3 separate regions of the Homo sapiens genome follow, and regions 1 and 3 are each linked to region 2. A link is a loop called in an ENCODE intact Hi-C map of the cell type or tissue named here. Cell type or tissue: ascending aorta. All regions are shown on one strand. Links, peaks and the distances in the headings refer to the core of each region. The heading gives the core; the rest is flanking DNA. Region 1 overlaps SPOCK1 (SPARC (osteonectin), cwcv and kazal like domains proteoglycan 1). Region 2 overlaps SPOCK1 (SPARC (osteonectin), cwcv and kazal like domains proteoglycan 1). Region 3 overlaps SPOCK1 (SPARC (osteonectin), cwcv and kazal like domains proteoglycan 1).

What was found. Hi-C counts contacts between places; a loop is a spot of excess contacts. Peaks named below come from ENCODE experiments on the same cell type or tissue, not always from the same donor. Only the 100,000 strongest peaks of a DNase experiment are listed, where the experiment ranks them.
Region 1: a loop joins it to region 2, with 3 times the contacts of the local background. A loop is called at or near these places in 2 of 110 quality-filtered maps.
Region 3: it touches region 2 in a loop (2.9-fold over the local background); 2 of 110 quality-filtered maps call a loop at or near these places.

What each region holds. Positions count from the first base shown.
Region 1 is chr5:137,143,313-137,151,170 of GRCh38, reverse strand. All of the region lies in intron 3 of SPOCK1 (SPARC (osteonectin), cwcv and kazal like domains proteoglycan 1), which reads left to right. Among named protein-coding and RNA genes, the nearest start is that of SPOCK1, 350 kb to the left of the region's middle. RefSeq lists an enhancer at 4,508-5,707. In ascending aorta, for the core only: no CTCF peak of the experiment used is centred there; a DNase peak (open chromatin) is centred at 4,570; H3K27ac peaks cover 1,604 bases.
Region 2 is chr5:137,307,142-137,314,999 of GRCh38, reverse strand. The region is part of intron 2 of SPOCK1 (SPARC (osteonectin), cwcv and kazal like domains proteoglycan 1); the gene reads left to right. Among named protein-coding and RNA genes, the nearest start is that of SPOCK1, 190 kb to the left of the region's middle. In ascending aorta, for the core only: no CTCF peak of the experiment used is centred there; a DNase peak (open chromatin) is centred at 4,399; H3K27ac peaks cover 635 bases.
Region 3 is chr5:137,197,623-137,205,480 of GRCh38, reverse strand. The region is part of intron 3 of SPOCK1 (SPARC (osteonectin), cwcv and kazal like domains proteoglycan 1); the gene reads left to right. Among named protein-coding and RNA genes, the nearest start is that of SPOCK1, 300 kb to the left of the region's middle. RefSeq lists an enhancer at 4,045-4,696. In ascending aorta, for the core only: a CTCF peak has its summit at 3,452; a DNase peak (open chromatin) is centred at 3,380.

The DNA.
Region 1 (7,858 bases), core at 1,694-6,693, 160 kb after region 2:
AACAAAAAAAAAATTACAAAATACAAAATATAAATTTTAGATTACCTACTACCATCTGGTAAAATAGATGCTGCAGGGAGATTCAATATAGATTTGCATTCTCCTTGGCCTACCATATAGTCTGAGAAGCAAGGATTAGATTGGATTATGGGAACACAAGAGAAAGAAGTGGCCAGGCTGTGCTAGATGCATATGGTGTAGGCCTACCTGTTTCCCTTCCTTTAGTTGATTTTTAGACTTGTTGAGAGATGACCTCACCAGAGTGCTCCACTGAAGCTGTGTTCCATAGGCTGCCATACTGCAGAAGTGACCTCTTCATCTGAGGCTCTGAGAGGTGATTTGAGATCCCTGTTTCTAATCTGGGGTAGGCTTTCCCTACAGACTTTCCTGTTCAATTAACACCTGTCACTGCCAGGCTCTGTAGGAGAGGGCAGAAGACATTCATGGGCTGAGGATCAGAAAGCCCCAACCTTATACACCACACCTGCCTTGCTGAGCCCTGCCTGCCCATTTGTCCCCAACATACCCCTTGCCACCAAATTCCCTGGACTCCTTGTCTGCTTGGATCAACAATATTTGCCAGATTCTGTTTCCCTAACCAAGCTCTTCTTTTTTTCTAGCCTCTTACCAACAGTGCTTGAATGTGGGCCCTTAAGATACCTTAACAATTAAGCTCTGTGACTCTTCAATAGTGACATTTCAAAGCCCACAGAGCTTCTCCTAAAACAAAAAGAGCATGAGCGTAGGTTTGTGTACAAGGCTCTGTTGTGTGAACCTAGTGCCCAAAACTTAGGAGAGGAAGAGGATTTTCATCCTTTATTCCCAGCCCTTACTATCTGTGGGTAGAGACAAGGCAGAGTACAGCTCTACTAGAGAGGCATGAGCTACTTGTTTGTTGTAGGGTGGCTTCATCAGTGGTGTGGATGTGGTTAGTCAGCAGAAGTTTTCGGGACAAAGTGGACCCCATGCTTGATGTTGAAAAGCTTTAATGTTTCTTCTTATAGAGTTTACCATTTTGAGATTGGAAAGACTGAACAGAATTATGGCTCCAGGATCTTGTGTTTCTGAAGTGTCCAGGGTCCCTTGCCCTTGGTGGACATCCATTTTCTGTATTTTAGGAGCAAGCTAAAAAGAGCTGGTAAAAGCCATGAGGATAATAAATGAGCATGAACTGTGCGCCAGGCCCTGTGCTAGAAAACCTTCATGTGTTATCCCATCAGATCCTCACAACATCTCAGTAAAGTGGATCTGTTTGCCTGCAACTGAATCCTAAAGAGTTGAGTAACCCATCAAGATACCTCATAGGCAAGAAGTGGCAAAGCTGCCTCTCTCCTCTCAAACTTACATCTCTCCGAGCCAAATGCTTTGGGTTCTTATCTTCTAGGTACACTAAAAATTTGGCAGAAATTCTTGGAGTTGCTGAGTTTCCCAATCCTTACATGATCAACAACCATGGCTGCTGAATAATGTCAGAATAATCAGCACCAAAAGAGTTAATTCTCTGGATGTCTTTGGCCTGGGAAAAGCTCCATGTTTTTATAGAAATTTTAATTGCATTAAAGTGAAGCACAGGTACAAAAGATAGACTGTGTGAGCCACAGTGATCTTTTAAGTACACTTTTTTCCAGGAAATATTTGATTTTTACTATGCTTTTTATGCCCTCTTATTCTCTTAGGTTATAGAATTGGTTCTTTTGTATTTTGAGTAAATCTCTCTCCTTTGTTCATAAATGTCTTATGAATAATTTATGTCAATTATAATGAAATAGAACCCAAATACCTTTACTATTATAGCATTTTAATAAATTCTGGCCATTGTGATGGATGAGAAGGTGAAGACTTCTCTGTGGATGATATCTTTTTCTCTACTTAGAGGCCAGGCCATTCTCAGCTCCTGTTGCCTACACTGCCCTGTCCCATGCTGCGCTGGGCTTCATGCATCTCCCCATTAGCAGTGTGGAACATACGCACACTTCACAGAAACCCCTCACGGAAGGAACCACAGTCAGTTCACCTGGTCACTATTGTTTCTTAAGTCAGAGGGAGTTAAGTTCACAGGACAGCAGCATTGCCTTTAAAAGCAGCTCGCACTTTTGTATTCATTATAAAAGTAATACAAGCTTATTAAGATAGCCAGCAATTTGGCTTTGATTTCTGATAGCTCAATCTTTTTTTTTCACAGGAAGTCTTTTTTTATGAGGTCTTCTGGGTAACATGAATCTTGGGGAAGGTGGACAGAGGGGTGTGATACATTGCTGCTTGACACTTTAATCATCACCTTTATCCCCATCAGAAGTTATTTTCATTAGTGGCTTAGTGGCTTCAAGTATCAGCCTTGGTGTGAGACTCGCCAAGATTAAAATCCAGGCTCACTGGCTGTGTGACCACAAACAGGCTTAACATTTCTCTGTCAGTTACCAGTTGGTAAATTAAGAATGATCTGATCTCTGTATCAGTTTCTTTATTGTTGAATTAGGATAATAGTACATTATTCTATAGTTGGTCGTTGTCATTGTCTCCATGTCAGCCCCCTAATTGGGTGACAGAGTATGTAATGTTCTCCCTCCCCTTCCTTTCTATTTAATTCCCCCTTTCCTTCTACTTCCTCTTTCCACTCCCATCACACTTTCAAAGGGAAATCAATTTCTTGATGGAAATGCTGAGTGAGGGTCCTTGTCAGAGCAGCTGGGGAGCAGGGAAAATGTGAGATGATAGCTTTGAGAAGGGAGGCTTGGCTGCCCAGGCTAATAAAATTTTGTGGTTGTTGATTTTATGACACACATTTCCACAGCTGCTCTGGCAGACCCCTCTTAACGCCTTCTTTTCTAATGATCAGGACATGTAAATTACCATGTTGGGCTTATCAGTGGTTGCTCATAATGTCTTGCTTTGCATGTGAGCAGAGGGGCCAAGCAATTCCCAGACACTCTCAGTAGTGGGTAGTCCTTAACTCCTTCATCTCAGAGACACATGCCAAGATCACCCAGGGCTGGACACCTGCTCTGGACCCTGGCCATGGTCATGGCTTGTCATTGTCTCCTTGCTGCAGACAGGATATGAGATAGAGGGCAATCAGGAGAAACTGAGGGCCCTGGTCTGTGAGTGGGGCAGAGGCTGTGGCTGTCCGGAGAGGAAGGGTAGGGAAGGGAAAGGCGCTTCTTTTGGAAGAAGGCAGGTCTGGTTCTGAGTACTGGCTTTGCCATTAAGGCTTTATGGTGCTGGGAAGTTACTTTACCGTTTCAAATTGGTTTTCTCATCTTCAACTTGCCTTTTCACTTAATTTATCATAAATATCTACCTATGTTACCAAATATAGATCTACTAGTTTCTGTAAAATAGTTGCATGATGTTTAAAAAATGTATTATGTTATTAACTAAACCATTTCCCTACAGTTGGTGTTCTGGATTGAATGTTTTTATCCCCCTCAAATTCCCACGTTGAAGCTCCAATTCCTAGGATGTCTGTATTTGGAGAGGGGGCCTCTAAGAAAGTAATTAAGGTTAAAAGAGGTCCAAAGAGTGGAGCCCTGAGCTGATAGGATAAGTGTCCTATAAGAAGAGACACGAGAGAGGGCTGGCTCTCTGTCTCTCCAAGTGCTTGCATCGAGGAAAGACCATGTAAGGACGTAGCAAAAAGCTGGCTGGCTGCAAGCCAGGAAGAGGGCCCTCCTAGAACCTCACCTTACTGGCACCCTGATCTCAGACTTCTAGTCCCCAGCACTGTGAGAAAATAAATTTCTGTTGTTTAAGCCACCAGTCTGTGGTACTTTCATTATGGCTGCCCGAGCAGACTAACACAGATGGACATTCAAAGTGTTATAATTTTCCCTTATTACAGATTATTAAGATGAACATTTTTGCCTAATATGTTCACTTGCTGGGTCATAGGATGTTTCTTTTTTCCCTTTTCTCTTGTTATAATTTTTATGTATACCAAAATGTTGAGAGGATACTATAAACTGCTATACACCCATCTACCTACATTTAACAATTGTTATCATTTAAGGGCACAACCAAAAAATTGACCCCCAAAAAAGGCTGTTATCAATTTATAACCCTCTCCCCCACCTCACACACACACATACACAAATAATGTAACAGAGAAGATGCTTTTATCTTTGACACAGAAAGAAGTCCCCAGGACCTCAGTTTAAAGGGGAAAGAAAAGGTCTCTTCCCAGGAGGGCTATCTTTGGTCAGACTCATCTTTCTCTCCTCTGCCTCTTTGTCTCTGTCTGTCCTGTGTCCCTCCCCACCAATTCCCCAATCCTTAAATGCATGAGTCCAACCTTTATGCCACTCTGCTCTCTGCCCTATCCAGGCACATGTCTAATAGGCCCTTTGTTTGGCCTCGGAGAACTTGGCCAGCCCCTTGAATATGAAAGGAAAGAATTGTGAGGAGGCTTTCCAAGCTGCCATTCTTCTCTGGTTACAGCAAAAATCCTATGGGCAGAATCTTCTATTTTATATTCTGAGAGGCTCTGTCGTCAGCTGGTGAACAAGCCTCTCTGGAGACAAGGGAGGCAAGATGCATGCACGGGTTACCATGGGGACAGACAAGCTGCAATAAATGTTCCTGCTCATAGCTTGACGAGGTTTTCACAGTTTGGTGTAATTTCTTTGTCAGTCGTCCATTAAGTCACTCCTAATGAATCACTGGGAGTGTCTGCTCTTCACGTGAACCTTGGGATCGCATGACTCAGGCAGAGAGCAGTCTTAAAAGCAACAGCGAGACAACAAGGCATCTTTAACTGGTGGACTTTTTGCAAATCGAGTGGCCTCTGGCCTGAGGAAGATTCTGGAACTCACCAGAGTGGGCCAGGAGTTCAAGCTGCTGTTTTAGATTAATCTTTTGCTTACTGGTCTCAACAGGTATCTTGTGCCTCCCGGAATCCTGTGTGGCTTGGTGTTCCTGGGGAGAGGGAGGAAGGAGGTTCCTGGCAGGAGAAAAGGGGTTCTAAGAGTTGACCACTGGGCCTTTCAGCCCTGATGTCCTCTGTCATTTGGCGGACGAGAATATATGTAGTGTGTCTGTTCTTACTAAGTGCCACTTTCTACATAAAATGCATATTTAGGGTTCCCTCTTCCTGCCCCTCTCCCCCGACTTTAGTCTGGTCACAGGTTCTTGCATGCTGGGTTGAAGGCACTGTGGAACTCAAAGGCCCTGGCTCCCCAGCATGGTCCCTGTGGCTCCAAGGCCCTTCAGGACCAGGCTCAGCCTCTTCTCCAGCCTTTTTACTCACCGGCTTGCTCCAACTGCTGCCAGCCTCATGAAACACTTGAATTCCTTAAGCCTGCCACAAACTTTCTTACCCCTGGAAAGACAACTTCCTGTTATCTGGAGTGTTCTTCCTCATCCTATTATCTGGTTTAAACCTACTTTTCCATAGATGTCAGTCTGTCCAGGAAGTCTCACCTGACCCCCTGAAAGGCTGAATTAGGTACCTTACCTGTCTCACCTGTCTCCTATGTTCAACGGTGAACCCCTGGAGAGCTGGAAGAACATCTTTTTGCTCACCTCTTTGTATTCACCTTTAGCCTGCAGAAAGATTCTTCACGCTGAATGATACTCTGTAAATATTAATTGAATAAACACAAATGTGTGTGATTTCCCCCAGGTGAGGAACCCTTTGGGCCACCCCACAAAATGGAACCTTCTTCTCATCTGAGCATCTCTGAGGTGGTATCAAGCTCTGCTGTGCTAGGTGTCATGACCCTTTGCCAATTAGCCTATAGGATGTGCTCAAGAAGAGTGCAAAGGCTTGATTCAGGATTTTAAAATCAATGTAGCTAATTAAAAAATAACTCGTTGAACTGAAAAACAAGTTCAGAAACAATTAAGATAATTAAAATATCACCACCTTAATTGAGACCAAGTAGTGAGCTTAAAAATAAAATTAATCAAAAAAAGTTACATGGAACCAGTAATTAACTGGCTTTTGAATTCAATGCTTTACAGCTTAACAAATCTCTTTAAATTAATTCATTCTTGGTTTGTTCCTTGAGAAAGGTTTCTGTAAAAAGTCATTTTGAAAAAAATAATTGGATTTGTGCTGGGTGCCAGTTGACTCTTGAATAGTTCTGCATATAGGTGGGAAAGATAAAATTAACCTTTGGTGGGCGCCTGCTCTGTGCTAGGGATGCTGTCCTGTTTGGGTCCACAGGAGTCCTGCAGGTTTGGTGATAGAAGAGGTAGAGAAGACACAGGGCTTTGTCATCCTCTGGGGATGTCTGCATCCTCTCACTCCTTGTATGCGGAGAGAGATTGAAACTTGGAGCAAGTCCCCAGGAAATCAATAGCACCATGACAAGGAAACTTTGAACTCTGCTCAGGGCTGTCACGCTCAGCTGCCTCTCCTACCTTCTCACCTACAGTTTCCCCTACTTATTAAAAGGCCTCTCAAATGCCACTTATTATTCGGATCTCTTATCCTTCCCTTTTCAAAGTGCAGCCACAGTCCTTTCCAGTACTGGTGCTGGGTGCCTTTCAGGAGCATCCATCACCCTGAGCCTTGAGGCTGCTAGGTAAAACGTATTTGGGAGGCCTGAGTTTAAATGGAAATGACACACTCCTCATCCCCTTTCAATCCCAGTGTTGCTGTTTCTCAAAAACAAAATGCGGCGAGGTGATTAAACAAATGCTGACAGCTTGATTTGTTACTGTTTTGTTGCTCTGTGAAGTTCATTTACTCTAAATAATTTGCATACATGTTTGAAGTATTCAGACCCCAGTAATTGATTTTTAGCAGACTTGATTTCTGTATGCAAATTGTTAAGTATGTAGGGAGTTTAATAACGAACAGTTTTTATTTATTAGTATTTTGGGTTGGAGGTTTTTTGTTTTTAAAGAAATGTTAGCTTCCAGAAGTGGAGGGTGGTCTACAGGAGTTAGCCTAAGGTAGGGTGACAGATGGCAAAACTACAGGAACAAAATTGACCAGACCATGGTTCCTTTGACTCAGTTGGGGGATGGCTGCATTCAGAGGGGGTAGGCTGAGGGCTCAGGTGTCCAGAGCTGGGCACCCCAGCCTCTGGGGAAAGATCAGGGCTGGTGACCTCATCCTGTGGGGTGTACTGAGAGGGAATCGTGGACCATCCTCTGCAGCACTGGGTAATCTGGCTGCCCCCTCCTTTTACCCAGTAAGTCTCATTCTGCCCCCAAAGCCTCTTAAGAATATGGTGCACTTGGGCCCTTGGCATGAGGTGAGCCCCGCAATCAGCTTTTTAAAGAAGATAGTAGGAGATTCTCATGCTTCAAGCATACACTGGTGAAGAGTTTGGGTTCTGGAGTCACAGACCAGGTTTGTCCTGCATCTCTCATTAGCAATTTATTTTTAAGACTTGCACATTAATAGCAGCTACCTCCTTTGGTGGCTATGAAAATTAAATGTGGTAATCCAATCAGAGTTCACTGCCTGTATGTCAAAAGCACTCAGTGAGTGTTAACTATGGTTCTTTGTTATTATGAAAACTGATTATTTACTCTGGGAAAAAAGACAAACACAAAAAACTTAATAAACACATATGAGGTGCTTAGCATGTTCCAGGTCTAAGTACTTACAGATATTAACTCATTAAATGTTCATGACAACCACCAAGCAATAGCAGGTGCTGTTATTATCCCCATTTTTACAGGAGAGGAAAGTGAGGTATAGCAAGGTTAGCAAGCAGCAGAGGCAGGGTTCAGTCCCAGAAGCTACTCTGCCTTGGAGTCCGTGCTGTTCCAGAAGCTACTCTGCCTTGGAGTCTGTGCTGTTCCCGGATCTGCTCAGCTGATTCATGATCCTTGTGATTGCACTGTCCGTTGAGACCACCCGGAGGACAGTGTGGCATGTTAACAAAGTTGGATACAGAGGCAA
Region 2 (7,858 bases), core at 1,600-6,599:
GTGCATACAGCCACTCTTTCAAATGTTCCTGAAGACAACTCATTTCTGCTGGGTATTGAGACTGAGCTGGTGCATGTAGGTGGACAGACAGTTTTAAACACTACTATCTCAGTAAAGCCAATTAAAGACATGGAACTGGCTGGGGTTGTCCTGAGAGCCTAATTTATGGAGCACCTGCTTGGTGCTGGTGCTGAGCTCAGGATGAGAGGCAGTGGAGGAGTAAAGAGAACATGGAAAACGTGGTCCATGCACTCTAAAACCTTTAAATATGGCAGGATCCCATATGTCCTTTTAAATAGAGCCAGGCAGTAAACCGATAGCTAAGGACTGTAGCTGTGGATAAACAATAGACAGGTGACAAATACTGATACTGGCTACTTTTCATAGAGAACAGAGTGTGTGTTCCTGGCACTCTGCTGGGTGCTTTATAGATGGCATTTCTAATTAATTTTTTGAAAATCCCCAAAGCAGGTTTTATTATCTCTGTTGTACAGGTGAGGAAAATGAGACTCAGAAAGCTTGTCATTGGAAGAACTGGGGTTGCAGTACAGGTTTGTTATGTGCCAAGTCCTGTCTTCCTTCTGTGGAATCATGTGTCACTTCTAAATCAAGCCCACAGAAGCTGGTGGAGATACTAGAGTGCAGAGATGGTAGCGTTTGTGAGGCTGGAGTTTGGAGGCCTTTGAACTGGTATTAGAAAGTAAGAATTGTCCCAGTATCATGTGAGAGAATGATGTTTTCTGGTCCTTATTCACTGATGAGCAGTGATGTGCCTGGTTGCCTTGTTAATTAAAATGAGCCAAGAAAAGGAAATGAGATGGGCACTGCTTGTCCTCAGAGACTGTCAGGCTGGGGAGGGGCTGGGGAGAAATGGAGGGTTAACTGGGATAAAGCCCCTGGGCAGGAAAGCCTAAGGGGTAGAGCTCAGAGCTTGAGGCCAAACTGAATTGAGATGATCTAGAGACAAGGAGCTCTGAGAGGACGATGGGAGGAGAGCTTGGATGTCTGCAGGTGGGTGTGGTGCAGGACCATCTGGGAACACAAAAAGCAGGCTCTAGCCAGAGTCTCCTTATCTCCCTGTTGTGAGCGTATGTCAGTTCTGCTGCTGCTCTCTTCTGTGGGAAGCATTTATAAAGGGGTTCTTCATTTCCCCCAGGATGTGGAGCCTTGCAGTATATGATCAGAAAGAGCTAGGTAGGAAAATGGTTCCTTTTCCTGTCATGCATGAATGCAACCCTTTTGTAAATGCCCTTGGTCCAAGGAGCTCTGGAAGAACTATAGGCAGCAGCTGGGTAGGGTAGGGTGGCCTCCTGGCCAAGCAGTGGGTTGTAGCTTGGATAGACTTGGATGATTGTTTTCCCCAGAGCATCTATATTTGTGCAAAGTAGCAATATGTTCTGGGAGCTTAGAAGAATGGGGTCAGGTTCATTTTAAGAGGAGGTAGGAGGCAGGCTGGAGCCTGTGACTCTCCTATGGATCCCTTCTGAGGCTGCTGGTGTCCTTGTTTTGGGTGGGTGTCACAGGTGCCCGGCCTGTGCCCTGATGATTTCCTGAGACCACCCCTTGCAGCAGGTAAGACACTTTCTGAAGCAAAATGCTGGGCTTTACTTTTCTTCTCTTTAATCTTTTTGTCCTGTCAATGTCTGGCTCTTCTGTGTGCCCATACCTCATCCCTACTTCCAACTAAATGATTGTAGTGTCCTATCAATAAGGCTAATAGAATTAATGAGTATAGCAGGGACTGGCTTATGTGTTGCTCCAAAAGTATAATGCTTTATGTTTATTAAAACACACACATCTCCACTGGGCTTTTAGGAGAGACTCTAACTGTGGGAATTTCAGGCACTTTTGGGAATGGATGGTAGGGACACATTTTGGTCCAGGTAACTTAACCCCACCCTCTGTTACCCCAAGTAGGTGGCATTGTGTTCTCCTGGGTCTAGCCTTTCTTTTACTGTAGGAGCTGCACGGGGAAGACAGCAACCCAGGATACTCCTGGTTGGGATTCATGTTTACCTGCCAGTAGGAAAATGGGCCTGTCCCTGGTTGACTGTGGCCTGATGGTAGCTGTCATCCTTCAGATCTACACAGAAGTGGGCATTCCTCCTCCAGTAGCATTTAGTCTTCAGAGAAGTCCTCCTAACACAAAGGAATCTCCTGCAAGTGGACAATTTACTGGATGGGGATGATGGGAGAGAGATAGAAGTAGGATTTTGGGGCAGAGAGAGCATCTCTTTTCAGAACCTCTATACACAGCCCCTGTGGGTGCTTTCCTGTCCACTGTACCCTATCCACTGTACCCTACTCGCTGTGTGCTTGAAGGATGGGCCTGCTGCTCCTGAAAGAGCACACATTCCAACCTAAACCACCCCAGATTCCTGACAGCTGTGGGCTCCTGCATTGGCACTTCTTGGAATAATATAATTCGTAACCCAGCATCTGAATTTAAATTAAGAGAAAACAACAACAACAAAAAATTTAAAAAAAACAACCAAAATTCTGGTCCTTCCTCACCAGTGTGGTGACAAAGGGTTTTGACTGTTTATGGCATGGTTTTCCTGAAGGCCTCAGCAATTTTTTGCTTTATTCTCCAACCCTCCTGGAGGAGGTCTCTCTCATTTGAGTGCTGTGGGGATGAGATCAAGCAGATCCATGACCCTCTGAGGTCCCAAGACTAGGCCAGACCCTGGAGTCTGGAACCTGTGACATTCCTTCCCTCTCCACCTCTCCTGACAGCAGGCTGCCTGGGACCAGGCATGGTAAGCTCTTTCAGGCCAGCTCTGCTGCTAGGGATTTAAGGGAGTTGAGTTTGAATATTGAGCCATCCCCTAGGGGGTTTCCAGGCATTTATTGAAATGAGATGTGACTAGGATCTCTTTGAAAAAGAAGTACCCGAAAGAATTGGCATATTAATGGAGCTACGTGCCAAGCAATGAAAGTGTCTCCACATTTTCAAATACCTGGGTACCTGATTTTTCTAGTTTGGGGATAGAAATGGAAGACTAACTTTTGTCAGACAGTAAAGCCTAATTAATTCAGGCGAGCTAAGTAAATTAGGGCACAGGCATACACTGCGATGCTAGGCAGCCACTAAAATGATGCTGTAGAATATTTAATGATATGAAGCAAAGTTCATGCTTTATTAAGTGTAAAAAGCAGGTTACAAAAGACTGGGTACAGACTTATCCTATTCTTTCATAATTAAAAAACAGTATACAAAAAGACTGACTAGGCAGACATCAAAATGTTAACAGTGATTCTTCCTGGGAGTTCTGCTTTCAGGTGATTATTTTAAAATTTTTACATATTTATATATTTTTCAGAGTATACATGATATTTATCAAAAGGAGAAAAGTCAATAAAAGTGTACACATGTGCTTATGTGTGTGTAAAGATTAGACTGAAGGAAAAGAGCGGAGTAGATAGTTTGAAATTATTTAAAATTATGTTGGACACATTACTTATGCTTGCAGATGAAGAAACTGAGGTTTAACAGAGTGGGAATATCCTTATCTGTTATATATGCTTGTTGTAATTATTTATGGAAGAAGAACATTTGTAAGGTATCCAAGACAGTGGTATGTTTTAATACTCCCCAGGTGGTTTTAATATGCGGTCCAGATTGAAAACCAAACATTAGCATGGTGGCTCAGGAACAGACAGAAATTTGCAGTCACCCTCCTTCCCACCCCTCAACAAGAGAATGTAGGGAGGTGCTTAGCACATAGTAGGTATCCAGAAGATTCATCTTTTTTTTTCTGGGATCAGTGCTTTTGTTCTGGTTAAAATTAAACCATGACATTCTGAAGCCAATGGGGAAAAGAGATGACTTTGAATTTATCCCTTTTGGATTATCTCTGTTTGTTAAACCAACACTCAGAGGCTCTACCTTGTGGCCTGAGATCCTAGTACCCATTTGGAAATGTGCTTTTTAAGAGGAAAACACATAGATTTTCAGACTGGCCTTCCGGAGGTTTGCTCTTGAATGAGAGAAGGGTTCCCCAAGGCCTGTTCCCTCACAGAGGGTGCCTGTGTTAGGGAATTGAGCAGTCCTTCTGTTCCTTTGTCATGAGGGTCAAATTGATTTTAAAGCTGTGTGTTACCTGCATCTGGGGGAGGTAGCTTTTTCTTCTGTTCAGCATCATAGTTTCTCATTTCCTGGGTGGCTTTTGCAGTTTTACATGGATGTTATTCAGTAGAAAATAGCCAGTAAGTGTTCTCCAAATTATTAATTCATTAATAAACCCATTAAACCCTTGCAGCTTTGCAGCAATTAATGATGAGGTCCATCCTCCATTGGAACTGTCATTTTCAGATGCAGATTCCCACTTTGTTTGAGTGGAACAGGGCAGATATAGGAAAAATGCCAAAGAGTTGTTGGATGACAGGGCTGGAGATTTTTGTGCAAATTCTCCTTTCGTCACAGAAAGCAAGTTCCACAGAGGCCAGCTCATCAAGTATATGTTGCTGTTTTGATGATTAATGATTCTGGCATGTTGATCCACCCTACTTTCTTCAAAACAATTATTTCAACTGTAGTCTCCTCTGGGGAATGGCTTCTTATAGCTAATAACTCAGTAGACGATATAAAATTCTTAAATGAGGATGACACTAGCATGGTTCCACCTGGATGCCATTATGCTGTGGTGTTTATAATTACAGCGAGGTCTGCTTACTTTTTTCCTGAGCTCAGAAAAGCTTGGTGCCATTCATTTAAATGGGAGAGACAGGAACTTCTATTTATAGAGACTGCCCATGCTGGGAGCTGTGTTAAGCACTTTGCGCCTACGTTTTCTCATTTAATCCTTTTAAGACTCCTTTTGAAGAAGGTAATGTCTTTTCCATTCTACAGAACTGGCTCAGAGAGGTTCAGTAACTTGGCTGAGACACACAGCTAGTGAGTGGTGCCACCTGAATTGGAAGAATCACAGGATCCTGGCTTGAAAGTCTATGCTCTCTTTAGGCTTTTGTGCCTCTGGGGTTATTGTACAAAGAGGCAAGCAATTTTGAGTGAAGGTTCCTCGGTAACTAGATTAATGATGTATATGTGGAAAAAGAGACATTAAGTAACAACTATTTATAGAATGCCTATGACATGTGATATGTCAGACCCTCTTGGAAAAGTAGAAACTATAAATTGAATGGGGGGTACTCACTGTTTGAGCACCTCCTACTTGGGAGGCATGATACTAGATGCTTCACATGCATTTTCTTATTTAATCCTCAGGATCATTCTATGTGATAAGTCTCTGTAGCCTTAACTTAGAGCTCAGCGAAGATAAGTAATCTGCACACATAGAAACACAGATTTTAAGTGGCAGGACCAGGATTTGGGCTCATTTTTGAGTTTGTTATTAACAGATAATTACAGTGAGTGAGAATCAGGTTATAGCGCACTCAACCCATGACAGAGGATCAATGTACTCATCAGACACATAGGATGTGTTTAGTGCATGTCCCAAGAGGAAAGGAGCAGGCACTGGGTGGAGAATAACAATGCCTGGCTGAGAAAGTGGGCAAGGCTTCAGGAGGAGGGGAGGTTTGGTTTGGTTCCTAGGGAGCTGGAGTGGGCTCCTGAAACAGGTGGTGAGGACAAAGGCCTGGAGACCAGGCTGGGGCGGCCAAGAGGAGCCCACAGAGGAGGTGCCTGGCACCTGGGACCCTGAGCAGGAATTCCAGGAACTCTTTGCCCTTCTCCTTATCCATACAGTTTTCTTATGGGCTCTCTGCTGCCCCTCTCCTTGTGCCAGGAACCAGTTTGGAAAGCTGTTCCCCTTGGGAGTCTCTCAGTGTTACAGAGGAGAAAGAAAGATGGCAATGATGTATGCATCCTTCACTTCACACTGAAGATCTATCTACTTTTAGATGACTTTTTCCCCAAAATGCAATGGGAAATTTTTTTTTGTTCTGATATTAAAGCAATTCCTACTCATTACAGAATAATCAAATTCTTTAGAAAAGCACAAAGAAGGGGGAAAAAATCCAGCATCTCACCACCTGGAGATAACCACAGTCAAAATGTTATGTATATTTCTCCAGTCATTTTTTTTAAGTGTGTAAATGTGCATACTTCTCAACGTCTGCTCTCTGGGTATAACACTGTTTCACTGTCTTCTGGTTCTCTTCACCATAACCCTCAGTCATCTTTATACATCAGTATGTTTAGATATGTATCATTGTTTCTAATGGCTGCTGAGTACTCCATAGGATGGTTGTATAAAAATTCTTCTTTAGATGGTGTATCTGTCAGGGTCCAATCAGGAAAACAGACCCATAATAGGTGTTTTAAATGGAAAATATTTTATACAGGGAATTGGTTACACAGGAGATGAAAGAGCTGAGAGGAGCAAGAAATTGCTACCACCCCTGGGCTAGGGGTCACACGGGAGGAGGCAGTGATGATACCAGAGGCCAGGAGCCAGGGCCTTCTGGTAGGAGCTGGAACCGCAGATATGCTGTCCTTTGGAACCGGGGCCCTGGAAGAGATGCATGGCACTGCTCTCTCACTGCTGAGGTGCCCCTCAAAGCAGGGGAAGCTGGGGAGAAATGCCCTGGCTTCTGGTTTTCTACCTTCCAACATTCCATCTGGGCCTCCCACTGGACAAAGCTGCCTTGCTGCAGCCAGAGGTCAAAGGAGAATGAGAAATGCTTTTCTCTCTGATACAGAGCAGAGCAGAGGAGAGGCAGAGCCAGGAATTGTTCTGAGATCAAATAGGCAGATGACTGGTAAGGATGAGAATCAGTCAACTTAGTCCAAAGGCTTTGTGTGTCTGAAAAATCTTGGTAGAATTAATGAGATGATATCTTTTTAGTACTTTTGCATGCCCTGCACTGGCTGAAGTCCAGTTGGGAATACAAAGAACTATAGGACATTGCTCCTGCTCTGTAGTAAAGTTCAATAGGGGAGATAATAGGAAGGCTAACAGCACCTGCTGTTTGTTGAGCATTTACTAACTGCCAGGCACTGTGCTCAGCCCTTTGTGTATATCATCATTTTAATCTTCATGGCTCATGGCATCACATTCATTTCTTTTGGACATTTACCTTGTTTTGTCATTATGGAAATGCATACCTGGTTTAGTGCAGGATGTGTTCCTGGAAATGAAAGTGCTCACTGAGTCAGCACTATGCAAGGTCATGACACTTGAGCCCCTGCAGCACAGCGTTCTAGTCTTCAGATGTTGGCAGTCACCCTTCCAGGCAAAGTCCTCAAGGCCATGTCAGGCATCCATCTTTGCCTATTATACTCTCAATTTCTGACAACTGCAGGGCAGTCCATCCAGGCTGCAGCAGTTTTTATGATGTGCTCTCTAAGTCACCGAAGTGGTCACCAATGACTAAAAGCCTGCTGGCCTTTGCTCTGTGTTCTGTAGGTTTTTATCTGGGAAATTGGCATTTTAGCATCATGTGCCAGATTCTTCCTTTGCTAGACAACTTTTGCAAACCATTATGAGTGTTACCCACAATGGGTAAAAACCATGGACCAGAACACAAAAAAAATGGTGAGAAGAGAAGCTTCAGCATAGTGCAGCAGAATTGAATTGGCTCATGATGGTGTGGCAGAACATGTTGGCTGAGAGCTTTAGCTGTATGGTGGGGCCGTGTTTTTTCTCCCTGGCTGAGAGCATAAACAGTTCTTGGAGAAAAGTAGGTAAATCAAAACTGTGCCATTGTGGCTTATGGGTATGTATGTTTGGTAGTTAGAAATGATTTTGGAGACGGCAGTTAAGTGGCTGGGCTCTTCCATCAGCAAAGGCCTGCCTCCAGCTTTGTCCTGTGAGAATAAGGATCATGTCTTGCTTTTGTACATAATTGTATCTTTATCTCCTAGTGTGTGGAAACTTAACAAATATTTACT
Region 3 (7,858 bases), core at 945-5,944, 110 kb after region 2:
GTCATAGGGTGAAAGCCACCTACCAGGTTGTGTAGTCCAATTATTCATTTCCTGTAAACTGTTGACTTGTCCCTGCTTGAACATTCTCAGGCCTAGGAAACTCACTACCCACAGGGCACACAGCTCTTTAGAGAGCACGACAGCTTCCTTTCACTGACGTGCAATAGGCTGCCTCATATTTCCCATTCATGGCTTTTCTTTTCATTCTGAAACCATGTAGAGAAACATCCACATCTCACTTTACTCCTTGACAGCGCTTGAATAATTCATTCTTACCAAGTACCATGCCAAATTCTGTGCTACACAGTGACAACATGGCAGTGAATGAACTTGCTCTTGTGAAGCCTATAGTCTAGTGGGGAGATCAACTGGTAAACAAGCAAAAGGAGCATCAACTTCAGCAAACTTGTAAAGAAACAAATGGCGTACGGTGATAGGGAATAAATCATCTTCTTTGGAGTCATTGGGATTATCACTTCTTAGGAGAAAATCTTTTAGCTGGATCTTGACAAAGAGGGAGCCAGCCAAGCAAAGGGTGGTGGAGTTGGCCTTTCATGCAGACGAAACAACTTGCACATGGCCTTGAGGTGGGAACAAGCTAAGCATGCTCGAGAAGCAGAGGCGAGTGCTTCTAGGGTATATACAGTGAGGGGAAAAGAGCGGGATATGAGATTGCAGGGGTCAGTGGAGGTCAATTCGGATATGGACCTTATTCCAAAGGCAGGATGAAGCTGCTCAAGGGTTTGAAGCAGACAAGTCTGGCTGTTGGATGGAGACTGCATTTGGTGGGGTTGGAAGTGGGAAGGTCAGTTACAAGCTGCTTGTAATATTGCAGCTTGCCCTAGGGGTAAGTGCTAGAAGTGCAAGAGAGGAGGGGGAGTCTTGGGAGTATGTTTTAGAGGTAGAATCTATGGTACAGGGTGATGGGCTGAACAAAGGGAATGAGAGAAATGAGGTGAATTTAAGGTTGGCTCTTAGATTTCTACCTTTACTATTAGGTGGGGGAGGGTGCCATTTATTGAAGGGTCCTAGAAACCAACTGATATGTTTCCCTCTTTCCAATCTGCTGCCTCAGTTTTCCATCAGAGCTGAGTCATTTCTGCTGAGACAGTGCGCTCTCCCAGACACAGAGTGGGGATGCATGAAGCATTTTAGGTTTTGTTCCATCAGGTTTACAAAACTGTCTTCTATTTTTAAGCTGTTTTGCTACTGGCTTAATATCACTACAAATATTCTGAACAAAATAAAAAAATAATATTAGCATCTAACATTTATTAAGCCAGGGCTAAAGACTTTGTAGGCATGATATTGATTGATGCCTCATAACAGACCAAGAGTTAGGAGTAGTTATTTCCACGTTACAGAGGAGTAAAACAAGGCTAGAGCTGGTTGGATAACCAGCCCAAGGCCACCAAGCAAATGCAGAGTACAGGACAAATCCAGATCTGTCAGAATCCAGAGCCCCAGCGCATATCCACTATCCAGAGTTACTCTGTGTGTTGCCAACATTCCACGTTTAGGGAGAATTCAACTTTTCCCCTCCCTTTGGAAGTGGTGGCACATCTACATTGCTAATCCACATTACTTAAGAGGGATTTTCCATAATGTCCTCCAATCAGCTTGATTAATTGATGAAGTAGAGACAGTTATGCAAGAGTGACATTGCTCCTGATCTAAGTAGTTTCTTGTTTACATGTGCAACGTTAGAAAGCACCCTATAAATCAAAAAGTTGTAAGCCGGATAAAGCAAATAACTTCTGTTGATGACTTGGTGAGATACTTTAAATTCATTTACGTGGCCCCGTATGCCAAGTTCTCGAGGATTATAGAGAGAAGATGATTTTCTCATTTAGCTAAAGCACACATTACCCTTCAGGTAAACATGGTAATGTCATCCTAAGAAAAAAAGTGTAAATAGCAGTAATGATAAGGAAATCATATAGTGAACATTGGTAATTAGAAGCAGCTCCCTGGGACTTCCCCAGGGAGTTAATGATAAGCTGCTTAGGCCTGGAGCCATTCATCGCCTTTTTCACTTCATGAGATGAGTGACATGTCTTTAACCTTGCCACCCTAATTTGGGGAAATGTTCTCATCACACCTGGGTGGTGATGCTGAAGCTCTCGTGAACCTTATCAGTGAAGATCTCATATCAGGTGCCACTTTTTCCCTCGATGATGAGGCTGAGCTCATCACCTGGGCGCTGGGACACACTAGATCATCTGTTGACTGCCAATGGCCAAGCACAGAAAAGTATTTGAAATCTATTACTCATGTCCATGGTGTCAGTTACCACATTTAGAGCATTAAAAGACAGGCTGTCATCAGTTAGTTACTTGGTAAACCAAGGTAATCATTAGCCTAAATGAAGTTTCATTAAGGGTAATGTACTCATTAAGCACAAAATGGCTTGAAAAAGCTGAACTATCATCATTTGTTAGAATAACCCAAACCTTGGCTAAGAAGGTTGACTTTCACCTTTGTGCAACAAGCAATCAACATTTAATTAGTCGAGTGCTTTGATTTGTTGATTAGAATGCAACAAGGACGTGAATATGTATGATGTTCTTAAAGTAACATATTCAGATCAGCCACAGATTTTCTGAAGCTACTTGTCCAGCGAGTTTAAAAGGCTTACAATGAATATGGATGCTAGTGATTATTTATAGAAGAACTCTTCTATTCCCATCCTTAGCCTTTACAAAGTTATTTTTGAGTTTACTGTGACCTGATTTTTAATTCCAGGAAAAGAATGCTTTGCTGTTATTTTCCTTTTCAAATCAGAGTTCCTCAAGTGAAGGAGCTGTTTCAGCCTGTGAACACCTAACTAATTCATTTACAAACTGAGGAAATGACTTTTGAACTGAAAGCCTCTAAGGGCTGTTCAACACAATTTTTACTCATTGGTTCTCCTGGAGGCATTTATACATGCTGGGAACACCAAAAATTGATATCATGTACATTTGTGTATGTACATTCCTGCATACAACTATATCAGGATGGATAAAACCAGGTCTCAAATGGAGTGGAATACCAGCTTGTCCTGGGCATTAGTCTGGCTTTTCTGGTTTGTCATGTTGCATGAAACCTTCTGGGTTTCTATTTCCAACACAAGAAAAACATTCAAAAAATTGTGTATTAGCAGTATATTCACAAGCAAGTGTTTTGTCCAGATTTTGAACAAGTAGACAAACCATACCTTCCCCCATGACTTCTTTCTTTCAGTTTTTCCTTTTCATCATTCTATTCATAGCCTTTCCTGTGTTGGGATTGGAAGTGGTGAGGATTTGCTACAGCTACATGAGTCTGGGATGTCCCTAGAGGCCGAGTCATAAGAATGGGATCAGTATGATTGGGAAATGATTGCATCCAATGATGCAAAGCCCATGCTCTGCTCAGATGGTTGGCCACGTATTGTTCCTTAGCAGGCTTGAGCACCCCTGTAGGTTGGAATGTTCAGGCACAGGCTGCAAAGCTAGTGGGCTGGGAGACTTGGTACCAGTGCCACATCTGGGCCTCGGTTGGACTGAGAGTTGTGTGGCTTGCTGGGGTGCAGTTTCAATGTGCATTTAAGTCTCATGGGTTTTGTTTTCTCATTTTATTTTCCCCTGCATGGAATAGAGCTGGGTGTATTTTTAGTATAGGCCCCTCAGAGTTGATAGAGTATTGGTATGAAAATGATGAAGAAGAGACAGTGTGTACCGTTTACTGTAGCCATTATCCAAGTTGGGATTAAGCAGTCTTTCTCAGTGTGGTGCAGCATTATCTTTGCTTTTTCTTTCCATTTTTCTAGAGGAAAGCTTATATTGCTGTAATTGTTCAAATGAAGTATGCACATGAGGTATTTTCAAATGTTAACGTTGGCATTGGTACCAGGGCTTGGATTACATCCCAAACGGGGCATCTCTGGGACTTAGTTAATAAGGTTCTGTTTATATTAGCATTGAGAATATTAAAATTCTTCCCCAAACAGCTGGAAATGTTACGGTGGCTTTGTTTCTGAAGCATAACAGGAATGAAGCACATTATTAATTTGGAAACAGGTAGGTAGAGCAGTCCTTCTCCCCCACTAGAATTAAGTGATGAGAATGGGTATTTGTGAAATTGACTGAATGGTCTTTGGGGGATGCTTATTAAAATCCTAACATCGTTCCAGAGTTTTGTAGTGGATTCATTATCAGCTGTAATCTTATTAGGACTGTTTTGTTTTGTAATCAACATTCCATCCATGGAGCCCCTAGATGGGCAGCATGCTTCTCTGCTGGTCCAGTCCTTCTGGTCTCTTTTGTTCTGATGAATTAATTCCTCTCCTTTTCTGTCAATCAGATCCTTCACTCAATGTGAGACATTGTCTTGCTGATGCCTTTCCCTTCCTGGGACAACTCAACAGGACAGTTGCCTTGATGTCTGTATTGTTTCCTTTTTGTTGTTATTTTCTTTCCCCAAGAAAACCACATTCTAAAGATGCCAGTGGACAAATCCCCGGCTGTGTTGTAAAACAGAGTGGGGCTTGCTAAGTACATCAGGGTCTATTCACAGTGTCACTGGCCCAACTTTTCAATTCATACTCACAGTGTCATTAACAGAAGACTTATTCTAGAATCGGCTCTGGGTTCCAATTCCAACCTCAGGAGGTTTTTAAACTACTCAAAGCCTCAGTTTCCTTGTTTATAGAAGAGGGATTCCAACAAATACCTAATGCATGAGGGGCTTAAAACTAGATGGTGGGTTAATAGGTGCAGCAAACCACCATGGCACATGTATACCTATGTAACCTGCACATTCAGCACATGTATCACAGAACTTAAAATAAAAAATGGAAATAAAAAAATTAAAATTGAAAAAAAGAGGGATTCAAATTTGTAAATTCATCCATTTACTCCCATTCACTGAATGAATAGTAAGTACCTACCTATTATGTGCCAAACACTGTTCTAGCAACAGTAAACCGACAGGAATGCCTGCCTTTCTGGAGCATAGATGCTGGTGAGGGAGACAGCCAGCAATCAGGCTAAATCAGTAAAACACAGAGTCTGGTAGTGTAAGTGTCAAGGAGAAAAAGTAAGGCAGGGAAGTGGGGGTATAAAGTGAGGAGTTGACATTTTATTTTTTATTCATTTTAGGAGGTTTGATATTTCAGATGGGGCCAGGGAAAGGCCTCACTGAGAAGCTGCCAATGAGCAAAGACTAGAATGAAGTGAGGAGGCAGGGACATTGGGGAGAGGGAAGCAGCAGGTTCGGAGGCCCAAAAGGGTGCATCTGGCCTGTCTGAGGAATCACAGGGACATCTGGTGGAGGGTGGAGGGGGTGGAAAATATTTGACAATGAAAACAGAGAAGCCATGGGGCCATGACTAATACAGAAGGACTCTTCACTTTGAGTGATATCATGGGATCACAGACTAAATGGAAGAAGCAGGGAGACCACTTAGAGGCTGCTGCTCTAGCGCAGGCTCAGGGCACTAGGGGCTTGGGCCAGAGTGGTGATGCCAGAGGCGAGAAGATGCTGCTGAGTTCTGGCTATGTTTTGGTGAGTTTGCTGCTGGAGTCTAGAGGGGGCTGGCAGCAGGAAGTGCTGATTTTCAGGGAAGGATGGGTGTTCATATCAGGATGCGTTAGAGGCTTCTGTGTTGATGGTTGAGTCTAGTGGTCTGAATGTCAGGGGAGGGACCCAGGTTGGGCATGTAAAAGCTTTGGGAGTCATCAGCTTGTAGTTGGTATTTAGCACCATGAGATGCATCACCTAGGCAGAGAAGCAGGGGCCTAATGACTAAAAACTGGGTTCTCTGACATTCTGAAGTTGGAAAAATGAGAAGACAGTAGAAGAAGAGGCTGAGAGGAAATTGCTCGAAAGGGGGAGGAAACTCATGAGAATGTGGTGTCCTAGAAGCAAAATAAATGTTCAAGGAGGAGGAGGAGATCATTGGGGTTTAATGCAGCTGATGGGTCAGGTAAAGCAAGGACTCAGAGCTCATGAGGTTTCAGTAGCGGCCACAGAGAGGTGAGCACCATCCTCGTCAACTTTGTGCTCAAAACTAGGTCTGTTGTGACTCATGCAACCCAGGAGGCTCTTTTCTAACCAGCCCGAACTTAAGAGAAACTACGCAGAGAACAAAAACCACAGCTGAGATGGGAATCCATGAGGTGAAGGAGGGTCATTGCTGGCCTGAGTGGTATTGATGATATTGGAGGCATGTGTCAGACTGATGCCATGTTCTTCTGAACACAGGGTTCATTGTGTCAACGTGTGGGCTGGTTCTAAGACAGGTGGCTGTCATCGCAATAAGGTGGCAGCACCCTGTGTTCTCCTGGGTCACAATGTGACAGAATCCACTGACTCAGACTCTGAGGAAGATGAATTTTTCCTCCTTAAAAGCTCAGTAAACAGTGAAAAAGTTAATGGACAGAACAGTGAACTAGAATCCACAAGTCATAAATAAATCCTGATAGTCATTGGTAGGTCTTTGACAAACGGTTATGGCAGCATCACATAAAGGATTGTTCTCTTGATGGTGCTGGGAGATTTTGCAGATACTTTAAGGTAGATTTTGCAAATGCTTTAACGTAGCATTCCATGCTACCCACCAAAATACATTTATTCAGTCGTTTAGTATTTATTCAGAAGAGTTATGTATAAAAATTTAGAACACGTAATAGAAGACATGGTTGAGTTTTCATCTAACCATAAAGACAATAATCTTAAAACAAGTTTGGATACACTAAAATTAAAACCTGTCAAAAATCAAACAACACGCCAATCAAATTAAGAAAAACGTTGCCACAAATAAGTCAAGGAGATGCTAGCCATACTATATAAAAAGCATTTACAAATTAATAAAAGTATTAAAGTCTTACTAGTAAATAGACAGAGATGAGCAAAAAATTTCGTAGACTGTAGATAAACAATTAGCATGAAAAAGTTTAACTTCATTAGCATTCAAAGAAGTGAAAAATGCAACAAGAAACAATCTTTCTGTTATTAGCCAGTATTTTTTGAAAAGATAGTGCTTACTTTCCTTTCTCCCTTTGATAGCTGTTTATCCAGCCCGTCAATATGGCAAGCACTATGCTAGAAAGCATGGAGGTATAAATTCTGGAAAGCAGTTAGCCATATATTGAGAATTTTAAAAAATACATATGTTTTGTTAAACAGTAATTTATCCTTTCAGAGTCTCTTCTAAGGAAATGAAATTAGGACAAGGACATATGCAGAAATGCATTCATTGCAGCATTATTTATAAAACCAACATTTAATGAAACATTTGTTGGTGAACTGTTATGATGGATTAATTTTGATACTTTTATAGAATAGAATATGTGAAACTTTTTTACATTTGTTTTTAAACAACAATTATGACATAAAAAAGTGAAAAGGTCAGAATATGACAAAGTTTATATCACATGACCCCAATTTCATAACAGAAAAATACTGATGTCAATATAACGAAAAAAACACTCTATTATGTCTATAGGGGGGTGGTATTACAAATTATTTGCCTTTCTTATTTTTGTACAATTCTGACTTTAAGAAGTTTTACCAGTAGCAGTGAGGAGGATGATTGTAATATTTACTTAGTCCTCACAGTGTGTCAGGCACTGTATCAGGTACTTTATATAGATTGTCTTGTTTAATTTCTACAACTAGGATATAAATTGGGAAATACTATCATAGCCATTTAGTAAATGTAGAGACTGAACTCTGGTAGGTAAGTAACTTGCCCATGGTCAAACAGCTGTTAGGAAGTGGAACTAGATTTGAACCCATTTAATGGCTTCTTATCTCCTATTCCACATTACGTCTCAATTAAAATGTATTACTGTGATGAATCAGAAAAAAAGAAACTTAAAAAAATTTTTAA